Regions from separate parts of the Homo sapiens genome. Here region 2 is linked to region 1. A link is a loop called in an ENCODE intact Hi-C map of the cell type or tissue named here. Cell type or tissue: B cell. All regions are shown on one strand.

What was found. Peaks named below come from ENCODE experiments on the same cell type or tissue, not always from the same donor. Only the 100,000 strongest peaks of a DNase experiment are listed, where the experiment ranks them.
Region 2: a loop joins it to region 1, with 10 times the contacts of the local background. A loop is called at or near these places in 1 of 110 quality-filtered maps.

Annotation. Positions count from the first base shown.
Region 1 is chr9:36,467,056-36,475,055 of GRCh38, reverse strand. It overlaps a transcript of RNF38 not described here. Among named protein-coding and RNA genes, the nearest start is that of RNF38, 71 kb to the right of the region's middle. In B cell, no CTCF peak of the experiment used is centred here; a DNase peak (open chromatin) is centred at 3,945; H3K4me3 peaks cover 1,095 bases; H3K27ac peaks cover 2,691 bases.
Region 2 is chr9:36,922,725-36,930,724 of GRCh38, reverse strand. PAX5 (paired box 5) reads left to right here. Exons shown (of 10, transcript NM_016734.3): 7 at 7,241-7,370. Among named protein-coding and RNA genes, the nearest start is that of MIR4476, 33 kb to the right of the region's middle. RefSeq lists enhancers at 925-1,064, 1,594-1,643. In B cell, no CTCF peak of the experiment used is centred here; no DNase peak of the experiment used is centred here; H3K27ac peaks cover 5,030 bases.

The DNA of each region.
Region 1 (8,000 bases):
TCCTGCCTTAGCCTCCTGAGTGGGTAGCTCGGACGACAAGTGCACACAACCATGCCCAGCTAATTTTTTTATTTTTAGTAGACATGGGGTTTCACCATGTTGGCCAGGCTGGTTTTGAACTCCCGACCTCAGGTGATCCGCCTGCCTCGGCCTCCCAAAGTGCTGGGATTACAGGCGTGAGGCACCGCGCCCGGCCCTGTGTGTGATTTTTCTACCTCTGTTCCTTTGATTGTTACTTCAGCCTATAATGCCTCTTTTCCCTTCAGTTCCTTTTCTAAATTCTACCTATTTTTAAATATCTAGATAATAGTGGTCACTTATTGTGTGCTTATTATTTAAGGTTCTATTCTAAGTATTTTATGTGGATTAATTCATTTAATCCTCACTGCAGTCCCCTAAGGGACTCATATTATACTTATTGTACAGATGAAACTGGAGCACACAGGTTAAACAACTCGCTGGAGATGATACAGCTATTAGGAGTGTTACCTGGGATATGAACCCAGGTAGTCTAATTCCAGAATCTGTATTTTTAGCCGTCATGCTTTACTGCATCTTACTTTACAGATAGCCTCCGAAAACACAGCAAGTAGTTTTGATAACAAAAGACTGAATATAAGCAAAGTTGATCACTATTTTAGCTGATGAAGAGAATTTGCAGTCTTTTGTTTTGCCTTTGTCTCTCCTGAGAAATAACTTTGTTTTTTAAGTTCTGAATTACTATGCTAGGGTTTCTTTTTTTTGAGACGGAGTCTTGCTCTGTCGCCCAGGCTGGAGTGCAGTGGCGTGATCTTGGCTCACTGCAAGCTCCGCCTCCCAGGTTCTCGCCATTCTCCTGCCTTAGCCTCCCGAGTAGCTGGGACTACAGGCGCCCGCCACCACGCCCGGCTAATTTTTTGTATTTGTAGTAGAGATGGGGTTTCACCGTGTTAGCCAGGATGGTCTCAATCTCCTGACCTCGTGATCCGCCCGCCTTGGCCTCCCAAAGTGCTGGGATTAGAGGTGTGAGCCACCGCGCCCGGTCTGTGCTAGGGTTTTAAAAATTGAGGGTTTTTTTTTTTTTTTTTCCCGAGATGGAGTCTTGCTCTATTGCCCAGGCTGGAGTGCAGTGGCATGATCTCAGCTCGCTGCAACGTCCGCCTCCCAGGTTCAAGCAATTCTCTGCCTCAGCCTCCTGAGTAGCTGGGATTACAGGTGCCTGCCACCACGCCCGGCTAATTTTTTTGTATTTTTAGTAGAGACGGGGTTTCACCATCTTGGCCAGGCTGGTCTTGAACTCCTGACCTTGTGATCCACCTGCCTCAGCCTCCCAAAGTGCTGGGATTATAGGTGTGAGCCACCGCGCCTGGACAAAAATTGAGTTTTTAAATCATTCATTACTTGGTCACATCAGGAGTAGGAGTACCTGCATCAGAGTGGTACATCAGAGTGGTACACTTATTTATTTATTTATTTAATATCTTTTTTGAGACGGAGTTTCGCTCTTGTTGCCCGAGCTGGTGTGCAGTGGTGCAATCTTGGCTCACTGCAACCTCCACCTCTCAGGTTCAAGCAATTCTCCTGCCTCAGCCTCCCAAGTAGCTGGGATTACAGGTGCGCACCACCATGCCTGGCTAATTTTTTGTATTTTAGTAGAAACGAGATTTTACCATGTTAGCCAGGCTGGTCTTGAACTCCTGACCTCAGGTGATCCGCCTGCCTTGGCCTCCCAAAGTGTTGGGATTATAGGCATGAGCTGCCACGCCCAGCTATTTATTTTTACAAATGGGGTCTCACTATGTTGTCCAGGCTGGACTTGAACTCCTGGGTTCAAGTGATCCTCCTGCCTCAGCCTCCTGAGTAGCTGGAACTATAGGCACCCCCAACTGTGCCCAGCACTGGATTCTCTTTATTTTTTTATTTATTGTGTTTATTTATTTTTTGGAGATGGAGTTTCGCGCTTGTCACCCAGGCTGGAGTGCAATGGCGTGATCTTGGCTCACTGCAGCTTCCGCCTCCTGGGTTCAAGTGATTCTCCTGCCTCAGCCTCCCGAGTAGCTGGGATTAAAGGCATGTGCCACTACGCCTGGCTAATTTTTGTATTATTAGTAGAGACAGAGTTTTAGCATCTTGGCCAGGCTGGTCCTGAACTCCTGACCTCAGGTGATCCACCCACCTCCTGACCTCAGGTGATCCACCCACCTCGGTCTCTCAGAGTGCTGGGATTACAGATATGAGCCACCGTACCCAGCCCTGGATTCTCTATAAATCAGGCATATTTAAGTTACTTCTTAGAAAAGATCCCATGCTCTGTGATTCTCAACATTAGATCTTAACTGAGTGCTTGTTTGGGCACTTAAACAGATGAAGAAAAACTTCTTGGCTGGGCTTGGTAGTTCAGTATCTCATCTGTATTGTGGGCTTAATAGGTATTGGTGGGCCATCCTGGGAACGTACCATTTAGAAAATGATCTATGGCAAAATGGGCTTCTAAGGTCAAAGCCAGATTATATGAACTTTTGGAATAAGGCCTGTTTTTTCTTTGAGTGCTGCTAACTGCTGGCCAGGGATGTCCAATCTTTTGTCTTCTCTGGGCCATGTTGAAAGAATTGTCTTGGACCACACATGAAATACACTTGAAGAAATTTATGAATTTGTGTTGGGCTGCATTGAAAGCCATCCTGGGCTATGGGTTAGAGAAGCTTGGTTTATGGATACCTAGGAAGGAAAAATGAATTCTCTGCCTTTCATAATTACTAAACTGTGGAATTCATAGGAGGAAGACATTGATTCTATACAGGCAGGATAAAAGCTGATTAATCCAGATAATTGAAGAGTTTCTACACACTCACTGTTCTTAGTTTTTAAAATAACCTTAGGTTTAGACCATATCTAGAGATTGATATGTTTGGTGGCTCTTAAGACATTGTTGACTGTCTTTGCTAATGGCAGGAATGTAAGTCAAGAACTCTTGTAATCGAATTATCTAATATTTTTATTAAAACTGCATATATAGTTGAAAACAAATTGTTATTTTAAAATTGTTTTTTTAAAATTGATATTTTAAAGCTTCAAGTAAAAGCTACCATTATTTGCTAAAAAAAAGAAACATTCCTCTTCCCCAAACAAATCCAAGAAGCAAAGCAAGAAGTGAAAAGATTTGACTTTTTAAAGTGAATTTGTAAATTGGATGCGGTGGCTCACCTGTAATCCCAGCTACTTGGGAGGCTGAGGTGGGAGGATGACTTGAGGCCAGATGTTTGAGACCATCCCAGGCAACATAGCAAGACTCCATTTCTAAAAAGAAGTAAAGTAAATTTATGTGCAACTCATAAATTCTGTGTTGAGATAAAAACTGAAGTTACAATTTGACTCTGGAATGTTTAGTTAGTACTATACATCTTTTGAGTCTAATTGACAGGGTGAGTTTTGTTTTGTTATTTTGAGATAAGAGTCACTATTTTGCCCAGGCTGGCCTGGAACTCCTGGGCTCAGGCGATCACTTCAGTCTCTGGAGTAGCTGGGATTACCGCTTCAGAAGTGATTTTGACAAGTTATTCTGGAACTGTGTTGGAGAAGTTTAAAAAAGGTTGGGGTGGGAGTCGAAATCAAACTAGTTTTACCATACCAGGATCTTTTTGTAGCACATTTGAGATGTAAACATGTTTCCTTTTGAAATTTGGTAGAATAGTTATATTATTTTTCCCAATGCTATGTGATTAAAAACACAAGGCTCAAATTTATTTTTAAGGCTTGATTAAAACCTCTTGTTTCTATGGAAGAAAAGTTATTAAATTGAAAGGGGGCTTTAGAAATTTTAATTCCAAGATTGCTTTAAGAAGAGAGAGGCAAGTCAAATTGGATATGGGCCTCACAGAATTGACCTTGCTACTTCCTGGGTCTGGGAAACTGAGGGGGCTATGTTGCATTGGGGCGGGGCGGAAGCCTGGTAGGAGCTAGAAGTGAAACTGGAAGTGCCTTAAAAAAGCACATCGTTGTGTTAGGCTGAGTCAAGCTGGAATGAGCAGTGAGACAGTACAATTCTTAGGCATAAATATGTACGTAGTTCACCTGTAGATTTGCTGGAAGAGCCGACATGTTTGCAGTACCACAGACCAGAGAAGTCTCAGTGGAGGAAAATGAGAGAGAAGCAAAGGGAGAGATGGAGTTAGGGGCCTTCGGGTTCAGATTTTGAAATAAAATCTATGAGTCTTTGAGGGAGGCAGCAGGAAGTTAAAGGTGGAATACTGGAAATAGTTTTCCTTCCTCCATGCTGTATGGAGATGGGGGCTGCTGCATGGAAGTGGGGGCTAGATGTTGGTGAAGGTGTCCTTGTTCGAGCAGAGAAGGTAAGGTATATCCCCTTGGTTGGTTTGTTTTAAGGTGACAGATTCCTGCTACAATATTAGCAATACAAACAAAGGTTAGACAATCTTGTTAATTTTATTATGCCTGGGGTTAAAATTGAAATTCCCTTATTTTAAAAGAAAAATAGCTTATAACATAACAGTGACATCTAAGCGGAATAAATTTCCATGGCAGTTTAATGGTAGTTGTGTGCTTTCTGTCACACACACAACATACTCTTGTCTAACTAGGGCATGCAGTGCTGTTTTTCCCACAGGATTGGTAAGTGATAGATTCATATTCAAAGAGAGAAAAACCACTGCTCTTTCAGTGGGCCTCCCCTACTTCCCATTCCCAGAAACCACTCAGACACTGTGTGGATGGGTGCGAAGCATTATGGATTGGGGCTTATGGTTTGTGGCCCTGAGGTAGACCAGGGGGATCTTGTTAAAATGCCGATTTCTGGCAAGGCATCAGGTGATGGTGAAGAAAGTTTTGAGTACCAGGAGGTAGAGTAGTGGTTCTTAGACTTTAAAAGCTGGACACCCCCACCAGTGCTTTTGATTCACCTCACTGGGTGGGGCCTGCAGATTTCATTTTAAACAGGTTCCTAGGTGATGCTAATGCACATGAAGGGCAGGGTGTGTTCTGAGAGCCACTGTGGTGGAGTAGAAACAACCGAGGAGAATCAAGCCCATCCATCTCATCCTGGCTTCTTGAGCATTATTTCCTTTTTCTTTGTTTTTGTTTTGAGACAGGGTTTCACTCTGTCACTCAGGCTAGAGTGCAGTGGCATGATCCTGGCTCACTGCAGTCTCGATCTCCCCAGGCTCCAGTGACCCTCCCTCCACAGCCTCCCAAGTAGCTGGGACTACAGGTGGGTGCCACTACTCCCGGCTAATTTTTTGTATTTTGTAGTAGAGACGGGTTTTCGCCATGTTGGCCAGGCTGGTCTCAAACTCCTGGGCTCAAGTGATCCACCTGCCTTGGCCTCCCAAAGTGCTGAGATTACAGGTGTGAGCCACCGCACCAGGCTTTGAACATTATATATATTTTTTATTTTTTATTGAGATGGAGTTTTGCTCTTGTTGCCCAGGCTGGAGTGCAATGGCGCCATCTTGGCTCACCACAACCTCCACCTCCCGGGTTCAAGCAATTCTCCTGCCTCAGCCTCCCGAGTAGCTGGGATTGCAGGCATATGCCACCACGCCTGGCTAATTTTTTGTATTTTTAGTAGAGATGGGGTTTCTCCATGTTGGTCAGGCTGGTCTCAAACTCCCGACCTCAGGTGATTCGCCCACCTCAGCCTCCCAAAGTGCTGGGATTATAGGTGTGAGCCACTGTGCCTGGCCCTTGAACATTATTTTCTAACTGAACTGAAAATAGTGGGGGAAAAAAAAGATTGAACAAAGTAGTAGAGTAATACCATTCATGTTAAATGAATAGCACTCCATAAAACACTTCTCTGTATTTTACTGTGATATGTCTCTCTCTCTATATAGAAAGGGCCAACAGTAAACCCCACCTAACTGATAACAAAGATGATTACTTCTGGAGAGAAGGATCCAGGATTATGGAGGGTGGGACTTCAGGTTTCTGTGTAAGGTTTTACTTTTTTGAGATGGACTCTTGCTCTGTCGCCCAGGCCAGAGTCCAGTGGTGCGATCTCAGCTCACTGCAAGCTCCGCCTCCTGGGTTCAAGCAATTCTTCTGCCTCAGCCTCCTGAGTAGCTGGGACTACAGGCACCTGCCACCATGCCCAGCTAATTTTTGTATTTTTAATAGAGACAGGGTTTCACCGTATTGGTCAGGCTGGTCTTGAACTCCTGACCTTGTGATCCACCCGCCTCAGCCTCCCAAAGTGTTGGGATTACAGGTGTGAACCACTGTGCCTGGCCTAATTTTTTTTTATTTTTTGAGACAGAGTTTTGCTCTTGTTGCTCAGGCTGGAGTGCAGTGGCATGATCTCGGCTCACTGCAACCTCTGCCTCCCAGGTTCAAGCAATTCTCATGCCTCGGCCTCCCGAGTAGCTGGGATTACAGGCACCCGCCACCACACCTGGCTAATTTTTGTATTTTTAATAGAGACGGGGTTTCCCTATGTTGGTCAGGCTGGTGTCAAACTCCTAACCTCAAGTGATCCACCTGCCTCGGCCTCCCAAAGTGCTGAGATTATAGGCGTGAGCCACCACGCCAGGCTCATGTATTTAATTTTATAAAAAGTTAAAAGAAATCTGGGCTGGATATCTTTTCTTTACCTCTCCAGATCCATCCTCTACTCTTTTCTACCTGGCTCTTTGCCCCAGATAAAGAACTCTTAGGCCCTCTGGATTGAAGGGCCAGAGAAGGAGGTCAGAATATTTATCCCTTCACCTCTCAGGGTAGCATGTATTATATACCTGGATTCTGCGTTCTGGTAATCTCTGTCTCCTATCTTCTTTGGCACTTCTAGAAGCAATACTTGTTCTGCCTTTTTTTTTTTTTTTTTAAGACAGAACATTGCTCTGCCCAGCAGGCTGGAGTACAGTGGTGCGATCATGGCCCACTGCAGCCTTGAGCTTCTGGGCCCAAGCAGTCTTCCCACCTCAGCCTCTTGAGTAGGGACAACAGGCGTGCGCCACCACAACTGGCTAGTTTCTAAACATTTTTTGTAGAGGTGGAATCTTGCTGTGTTTCCTAGACTAGTCTTGAACTCCTGAGCTCACTCAGTCTTCCCACCTTGGCATCCCAAAGTGCTGGGATTACAGGTGTGAGCCACTGTTGCTCAGCCTTGTTCTGCCTTTACTAGTCCTGATTTCTGTTCCATCCCCATGGTTTCTGTAGCCTCTATTCCCCTACTTTGTAATTATTTCTTTTATAAACAAACCCTTCTCAGATTATTCTGATTTGTATTTGCCATCTCTTTACTTTTGGGACCTGACTGATGGACCCTCCATTCTTATTCCTCTCCCCACTATAATCCCAGAGGTGGTAACAGGTACCATTTTGGTGTGTGTCCACAAATTACCTGTGTGAGAGGCGCAGGCATTTGTGTATAGAGATGATGCATGGAAGTGTACATTAATTGTTGAAAAAGCTATAGTGGGTTTTATTATTGCTGCTAATGGTGTTATTATTGGTAGTGATGTTATATCCCAAATGGCCTGACCCACCCAGTTAGTGACTCTTGAAGCAGAGAGCAGCAGAATCATAATCTGACCTCCTTATTGTCATATTGAGGAAACAGGCCCACAGAGGGCTAGGCTCTTCTCTCAGGCCCCATAGCTCAGAGCTGCAGCCTCCTTGCACTGGGCTGTTTTCTCTTGCTGCATAATTACTCTCCTTAATTAGTGATATTCAAAGTATTTTGAATATATACTCTGAAAATCTTGAAAAATTTTAAGTAGACATCTAATTTTTTTCATAATTTTAAATAGTTGGAAAAGATAATTTCACTATTACTGTTACCCATATATGTATGTGTGTGTATATGTGTGTGTGTGTGTATATATATATATTATATATATATATATGTAATAGCAATCAGATTAGTTGCAGTTGTTTTTTTTTTTGAGACGGAGTCTCGCTGTGTCGCCCAGGCTGCAGTGCAATTGTGTGATCTCGGCTCACTGCAACCTCCACCTCCTGGGTTCAAATGATTCTCCTGCCTCAGCCTCCTGAGTAGCAGGGATTAC
Region 2 (8,000 bases), 460 kb before region 1:
CAGCTAGGGACTAGAATTAAAATTTCATTTTACTCATGGTGAAAATGAGATTCATAGAACTGGCCCAGCTCACCTACAGCCACACAAGTGAGAAAGGGGCAGAGCTGGGACAAAAACCCTGTGTTATCACTCCTAGTTCAGTCTTTTTTCCCCCACTGGGTCAAAGGCTATCAATGATGCAGATAAAAATGAACTAAGGGCCAGGCGCAGTGGCTCACGCCTGTAATCCCAGCACTTTGGGAGGTTGGGGTGGGTGGATCAATTGAGCTCAGCAGTTCAAGACCAGCTTGAGCAACATGGTGAAACCCCATCTCTACAAAAAATTAAATAATTAGGTGCTGGGTGTGGTGGCGTGTGCCTGTAGTCCCAGCTACTTGGGAGGCTGAGGTGGGAGGATCCCTTGGGCCTGGGAGGTTGAGGCAGCAGTGAGCCATGATTGTGACACTGCACTCCAGCCTGGGTGAGAGAGCAAGACCTTGTCTCAAAAAAAAAAAAAAAAAAAAAAAAAGGACATCCATCCCTATCCCTGTACCTCAGTTTTTCTATGTTGGGAAAGATGACCCTGACTGTCCTTCTATTATAGTTCTGATATTTCAGAGGACAAGCTGTTCCATCATCTAGAACATGGTGTCTGTGAGGATGGTGCACACACCTTGAGCTGGTGGTCTTGACCTTGAGGTCTTATAAGAGTCTGTGGCAGCTGGGTGTGGTGTCTCATGCCTGTAAATCCCAGCACTCTGGGAGGCTGAGGTGGGTGGATCATCTGAGGTCAGAAGTTCAAGACCAACCTGACTAACATGGTGAAACCCCATCTCTACTCAAAATACAAAAATGAGCTGGGCATGGTGGTGGGTGCCTGTGATCCCAGCTACTCAGGAGGTTGAGACGGGAGAATCACTGAAACAGGGAGGTGGAGGTTGCAGTGAGCCGAGATTGCACCATTTCACTCCAGCCTGGGCAACAGAGCGAGACTCTGTCTCAAAAAGAAAGATTCTGTGGCAGCAGGCAGAGGAAGTTTTATCCCAATGGTTGCATTGCAGTGGGAAATCTGTGAATTGCTGACTTCAGTTCATTTCTGTTCCTGGGTCATGGTCAAGGACAGCACCAGGGTGCCCTGATGAAGAGGGAGAAGAAGCCTAAAATGACATCCTAAGAAAGAACCCCAAGGGCTCAGAAAAAGTAGGAAATGTAGAACACAGCTGTTGCCTGTGATTCTTAGGGGCTGGGGTTGGCGGGGGCAATGTACCCAAGTATGTAGGTGCACCAACACACTTACACATCTGTGACTGCGTGTGTACCTCTGCACCCCGCCACTCAGCCTTTGGCTTCGAAAAAACTGAGAAATGGAAGTAGAATGCCGTTGTTACCAGGAAAAGAGGCACCAGGAATTCCTTTCCTCTTCTCTTTCTTTCTCTCTCTCTCTCTCTCATCCATCCTTCCTTCCTTCCTTCCTTCCTTCCTTCCTTCCTTCCTTCCTTCCTTCCTTCCTCCTTCCTTCCTTCTTCCTTCCTTCCTTCCATCTTTCTTTTTCTGTCAGTTCACCTTTCCCAGCCTTCACTTTCACAAAGAACTTGAGGTGGCCTGCAAAATAAGCAAGTATGTGTATCTAAGTTAAGTTTGGAAAAAAAGTTCAGAAATTACATAGAGAAAAGGGGAAGATCATTGTGGCAGGAGCCAGCAATGATGTGCTTATGGTGGTTGAACACTGAATTTGACCGAGTTTCCTGGCAGTCAAAGCCAAAAGAGACATGCAGTGGTTTCCAGTGTTCTTGTTGTTTAGTCAGAGGCAGATTAATGACTCACCAGGGGAAACACTTTACTGGTGTTGAATTGTAGGAGGGATTGATAAGGAATTTGAATATTCTAGTGGGCAGTGTCCCCAGAGGTTTTAAACAATCTTCTTTTTATGGCTGTTTTCTTTTTTTGCCTCGTAAAAGTGTTGAATGCCTGATATTCCATCAGAGACTGGTGAAAGCACCACCCAGGGGCTTTAATATGTTGGATAGGGATGTGGCTTTCTGGTGACCTGACTCGATGTGGGGTAGAGGTGGAAGGAGGGAAGGGGATGTTAGCGTATCACTTAGTGCTCTTGTTCAAACACTTCCCAGTTAATTTTTGAGTGTTGTAGCTCATAACATGCTACTGAACCATTATTCATTCATTCATTCAACAAGCACTTAGGGGGCACTAAGGATGTTCCATGTTCCACACTGTCAAGGCAACCTGGAGGGAGATAGACAAACAGCCACTCTACATGGTGATAATGGAGGTCTGTGCAAAAAGCCACCAAGTATGGAAGCATAGACAAGGGAGAGATTGTTTCTTTGTAGGAGTGTGGAGTTCAGGAATGGCTCCACCAAGGAGGTGACATGTGAACTGGGTCTTGTGGATAATGTAAGAGTTCTCTAAGTCACGGAGTGAGAGGGACCCTCCAGGCGGAGGTAGGACAGTGTCTGGAATGGCTGAGGAGCTGTGGTGTAGCAATGTTCCAGGGAACCCAAGAGATTGGGGAGAATGCAGTTGCCTTTAAAAATCACGGACACCTCAAAAGGACAAACGGTGATGAGGACTTAGGGAACAATTAAACACCAAAACTAAATGACAGCTTCCCCTGGCTCATGCAGGAGCAGAGTAAGAACTGAGGGAATCCCACCAAAGAAGAGAGGCTGGGCTCTGGGCAAGCCCTGCAAGGTGGTTATGGTGAAAGGCCCAGATATCTGGGTGCAGTGGCTCATGCCTGTAATCCCAGCACTTTGGGAGGCCGAGGCAGGTGGATCACTTGAAGCCAGAAGTTCAAGACCAGCCTGGCCAACATGGCGAAACCCTGTCTCTACTAAAAATACAAAAAATTAACTGGGTGTGGTGGCATGTGTCTGTAATCCCAGCCACTTGGGAGGCTGAGGCAGGAGAATCGCTTGAACCCGGGGGGCGGAGGTTGCAGTGAGCCAAGATCGTGCCACTGCACACCAGCCTGGGTGACAGAGCAAGACTTTGTCTCAAAAAAAAAAAAAAGAAAAAGAAAAAGGAAAGGCACAGATGGTGAAGTGCAGCTAAGGACTCGTTTCCAAGTGTCCCGCCGTCCCCCAGGGCCTGGCTTATAGGGAGGTTTGCTTTGCTTTCTGGGAGCCAGTGGTGGTTGGATGCCTGGATTTTCGGACCTCCCGCTGCATGTATAACATAAGTTGAAGATTTCTTGTCTTAAAAAGATGATCCAAACCTAACTTTTGAAGTGGCTGAACGAGCTTTGTTTGATACTGAATTTGTTGACTAAAACAAAAATCAAATAGCAACATAAGCCTCTTCCATCTGGAAATTAAATATGTAAGGGGCAGGATATATCCCTGTTGACCACCCTTTTTGTGGTTCTTTTAAACCCAGGTTGGCTCTGCTTTCTTGGGGGAAGTAAAGGCATTCCCTTGCAGACCCAGCAGCCCAGCCCATGTCAGAGAGAAGAGGCTGAGGTCTAGGAATGTGCCAGGCCCCAGGGTGGGCTGGGGAGGGGTGCAGGGATGCTGACTCTTGGCTGGGATGCTGCCTGGCCCTAGGAAGAGCACTCCTTCCTTCATTCACCCAGTGTTCATTGTGCAAGCCCTTCACAATCGAGTTCCAGCTAGTCTACCATTCCATCTTTCCCCTTTACGCTTGCACCCCCTCTAACTATTGCATGTGCCCTGTTTCTGGGTCACTCTTGTCCTATTACCTCTGAGCCTGACTTCGGCTGTTCTCAGTCTTGGGAGTTAGGGATTGTTCACTCCCAGGTTAAATACAGCCTGCACCAAGAAACCCTTCCTGACCACTTCACGCCCCATATACATTAATGACTCTGTGCTCTTGTCCCTCTTGGATGGAATTTCTGGGCCAATGTGTCTTCTCTTGGTGTTTGTGGGTGAGGGTCAAAGAGTGTGTCTGGTCTTCACACATCATGTTGCACACAACAGGGCTCAGTAAAGGTTGAACGAATGCACGCCCACCATTCACTAGGGCATTCGGGAACACAGAGAGGAGGGCGGAACTGGGACCTACCCCTGGGGGCCCAGAAACTCTAGAAGATGCCATCTAGGAAAAGACCCTTGTCAGAGGCATTTTGACCTGCCGTCTTTGCACACAGCAATGAACTGAAGGAGTTGCTTCCAGTGAGTGGAATTCTAAATTCATGCCCGATTCATTCTCAGAAAATTAGGAGGCTAATGCCACGACCAAGTCTTGTTCTACAGAAGAGGAAGTCTAGACAGCAACCTTTTTCCAATAGCTCTTGCTGCATGGAATGAAGCAGTATTTTCCAAACTTTGCTGGCTGTAACCTAGATCAAGAAGTACATCTTAATCTCTACCTCGTACACACATACCCACTGACATGGGAAACAAAGATTCACAAAACAGGACTTATCCTTTCTATGTGGGAGACCCTTGGATATTTTTTTTTCAGTTTCATTTATAAAAATGTTGGGACCAGCAAGTTGATTTCACTGTGTTTTAATGGATCAGGTACTGAGAGTATAAAGATCATTAGGGTCATTGTCAAGGTTTTGGAGTCAGAAGGACCCAGGTTTGAATCCTGGCTTGGGCACCTAGAAGCTGTATGAACTTAGTTAGGCAAGTCATTCCTGCGCTATCATAAAAGCCTCAGTTTCTTCATCTGTAAAATGGGGATGTCATAGAGCCTGCTTCAAGGGGTGACTGTGAGGATTAAATGGGATAGTACAGCTAAAGCTCCTGGTACAGAGTGAATGCTCAGTGAGTGTGAGATTTTGATGCAATTGTGAAGACTGTGGTTGTTATTGTTCTGGCACCACTTGGCGGGGCCAGCAGAATGAGGGTGGGACTCACACTTCCTGGGGAATGGTGGTTATGAAAGACTTCTTGGAGGAGGAGGCACTGAGACAGGGCAGCAGGATGACTGGGTCCCACCACTAACCCCACAGTGAGCAGGAACTCTGCGTGAGCATCCCAGGCCAGAAAAGGCACTCTTCCTTCCATGAAGGGCAGACTTGTTCCCAAGGATTTTTGGCTGGACCTAGAGCTCGCCACGTTGGATGCCTTTGCCTTCCACATTTAGGTCTCTAATCCACCTGGAATTGATTTTTGTGTCTGGTGTGAAGATCCAATTTCTTTTTTCCCCTGTTTCTGAATGGATAACCAGTTACCCCTGCTCTGTTTATTAAAGAGTCCATCCTTTCCTGCTGATTTGTACACCATCTCCTTCATATATCACGGTTCCATATGTGCACGGACCAGGGTCTGGACTGGATTCTGTTTCATTGGCCTATTTATCTACCCCTGTGCCAATACCACCCTGTCTTAATTACTGTAGCTCTGTAGCGATTCCTGATGCCTGGTAAGCCTGTCCCCCTGGCCTTGTTCTTCTCCCTTAGAAGGACCTGGGCTTGCTTTGGGCCTGTGCTCTTCTCCACATGTTTCAGAACCAGCCTTTGATGAATGAGGATCAAAGAGCCCTGGGGAACTCTGGACATGCTGTCCTCAGCACGAATCATCTAGAGCCTGGGCCTGCAGCACCTCCTGGACTCGCTGCTGCCATCACCCCCAGTCAAAACTTTAGCTGCCCAGGAAGTAATCTCTGATTTGAAGGGAAAGACACCAGGAATGTGCCTGAGTCCCAGCCCCTTCTGCCTGCCACCCAGTGGCTCCTTTGGTTTCCCTCCCAGTGGCTCAGTCCTCATCATTTTACTCAGGGTGCCTGCAGCTCCTTCCAGAAGACTGCTTGCTTCTGTGTCCCTCCCTGACAAGGACATAACCCTGGACCAACATGGGTGTGTCCTCCATCAGCAATGCCAGCGTCCTGGAGGAAACTCCCCACATAAAATCTTCACATGCACAAACAAATTTGTTGGCTTAAGTGTTTGCAAATTCCCTCCTCCCTCCCTCCCTTTCTCTCCCTTCCTTCTTTCTTTCCTTCCTTCCTCCCTCCCTCCCTCCCTTTCTCTTTTCCTTCCTTCCTTCCTTCCTTCCTTCCTTCCTTCCTTCCTTCCTTCCACCTCTTTCTTTTTTTTGACAGAGTCTTGCTCTGTCACCCAAGCTGGAGTACAGTGGCATGATCATGGCTCACTGCAGCCTCGATCTCCTGGGCTCAGTCGATCTTCCCGCCTCAGCTTCCCGAGTAGCTGGGACTACAGGTGAAAGCTACCACACCTGGCTAATTTTTGTATTTTCTGTAGAGACAGGGTTTCACCATGTTTCCCAAGGTGGTCTTGAACTCTTAGATTCAAATGATCCACCCGCTTTGGCCTCCCAAAGTGTTGGAATGACATGCGTGAGCCACTGCACCCAGCCGCATATATTTTCTTTACCTGAAAATAGGCCCTGGGGTGGGGTGGGAGGAAGAGACTTGTCACTCATGCTTATAATTTAGTCTATCCTTCAGTTGAAAGATCCAGGTTGGTGCCTTTGCTGCCTTCTCTGGAGACCATTCTGACAGTGGCTTGGATGACAAGGAAATGACTCATTGCAAACTCTGATTTCGTGAAATGGCTTAAAGAAAGGAGCGTGACTCATGGGCTAAATACACATGGTTGGTGTGGACTTGGTAAATTAGATATGTGCACCCTGTGGTTTTCAGCATACAGGTGTTTACCTGCTTCTAGAATTCAAAAACACTTGCCAAATGGTGGCTCAGTTAGTTTGCCATATTGGATTAGGGTGGGAATTCATGGTGACCCACCCCAATTGGTATTCTTCCCTGTTGGTGGTGGGTAAAGCCCTCCTCCCCTTGAGCCTCAGTTTATTCATCTGTGAAATGAGGATTTGGAATGGATGATCTCCCAGATTCCTCTTAACCCTTGTTTCTGTGATTCTACCTTTGTGGTTTAAGAGCACAGAAATCAGAAACCGTTCTTTCCATTCTCTTGGCAAGAAGACACTTATTTCTGCCTTGCTTTTGGTTACGGACCCTCCATCCCTGCACTGAGGAGTGTGGGGTCTCTGGCCAACTGGAGCTGGGTGAGGGCAACATGCAGGCCAGAGGGAGCAAAGTTTGGATTCTTGTGAAGTTGCACTGAGTCCTGCCCACCTCCTCTCCTGGGAAGAATTGTTGATTCTGGACAACTGTCTCGTTCCACCAAGCTGACTCTGCCCTTTCAACACTGGAAGTGTTCATGAGCCCCTTGTGGGCCTTGGCACAGGCATGGACTAACTCAGCTTGGTGGCTGAGCTCAGAACGTGGAGTTGGCATTTGACTAAGGTACTGTGGAGTCTTGGTGCTGAGACGTCTCTGTTTCTTCTTTCAGACCACAGAGTATTCAGCCATGGCCTCGCTGGCTGGTGGGCTGGACGACATGAAGGCCAATCTGGCCAGCCCCACCCCTGCTGACATCGGGAGCAGTGTGCCAGGCCCGCAGTCCTACCCCATTGTGACAGGTGAGGGCACCTGGGGCATGGGGGATGAGTGAGGGAGAGAGAGAGAGATAGGAGTGTGTGGTGGGAAGAGTGGCTTCTTGGTGTGTTTGGATGTGATTGGCCAATTTTGTTTTAACAAGGTTATGAGGCCTGGGAACAGGTCAGGTGCTGGGGCCAGGGTTGCAGCTGTGATGAGACATGGCTGGATATGATTCCAACAAAGCTGGGGAGAACAAATGCCAAATGGACTGTGGGCTGGAGGGGACTTGGGGTAGGGGGCAGGAAACCTCATGCCAGAGGGGCCCCCGTGGGTGGGGCTGAGTGTTCAGAGGCCTAGGGTTTATTTCTTTCATGAGAAAGGCCACCCTGGTGGGCACCAACCTCAAGGAGGAATGGGATTCCTTGCAGATTGATGTTGGCAGGCAGAATCTGAGTCAAGAAGGGTAGGTGGCGTAAGCTGGATGGTGCATGGTGGATGCCAAGCAGCTTCCCTCTGGAAGTCCCAGGGCCAGACTCTTTAGCTGTCTGTGTAGAGATTGGGAGTGTGGGTCCTGGAGGTGCACTGTTGAGTCTGATCATGCCATTTACTAGCTGTGCAGACTTGGGTGAGTCATGTATGCGTTCTGGGCTGTGGCTTTAAGCTGCACAGCG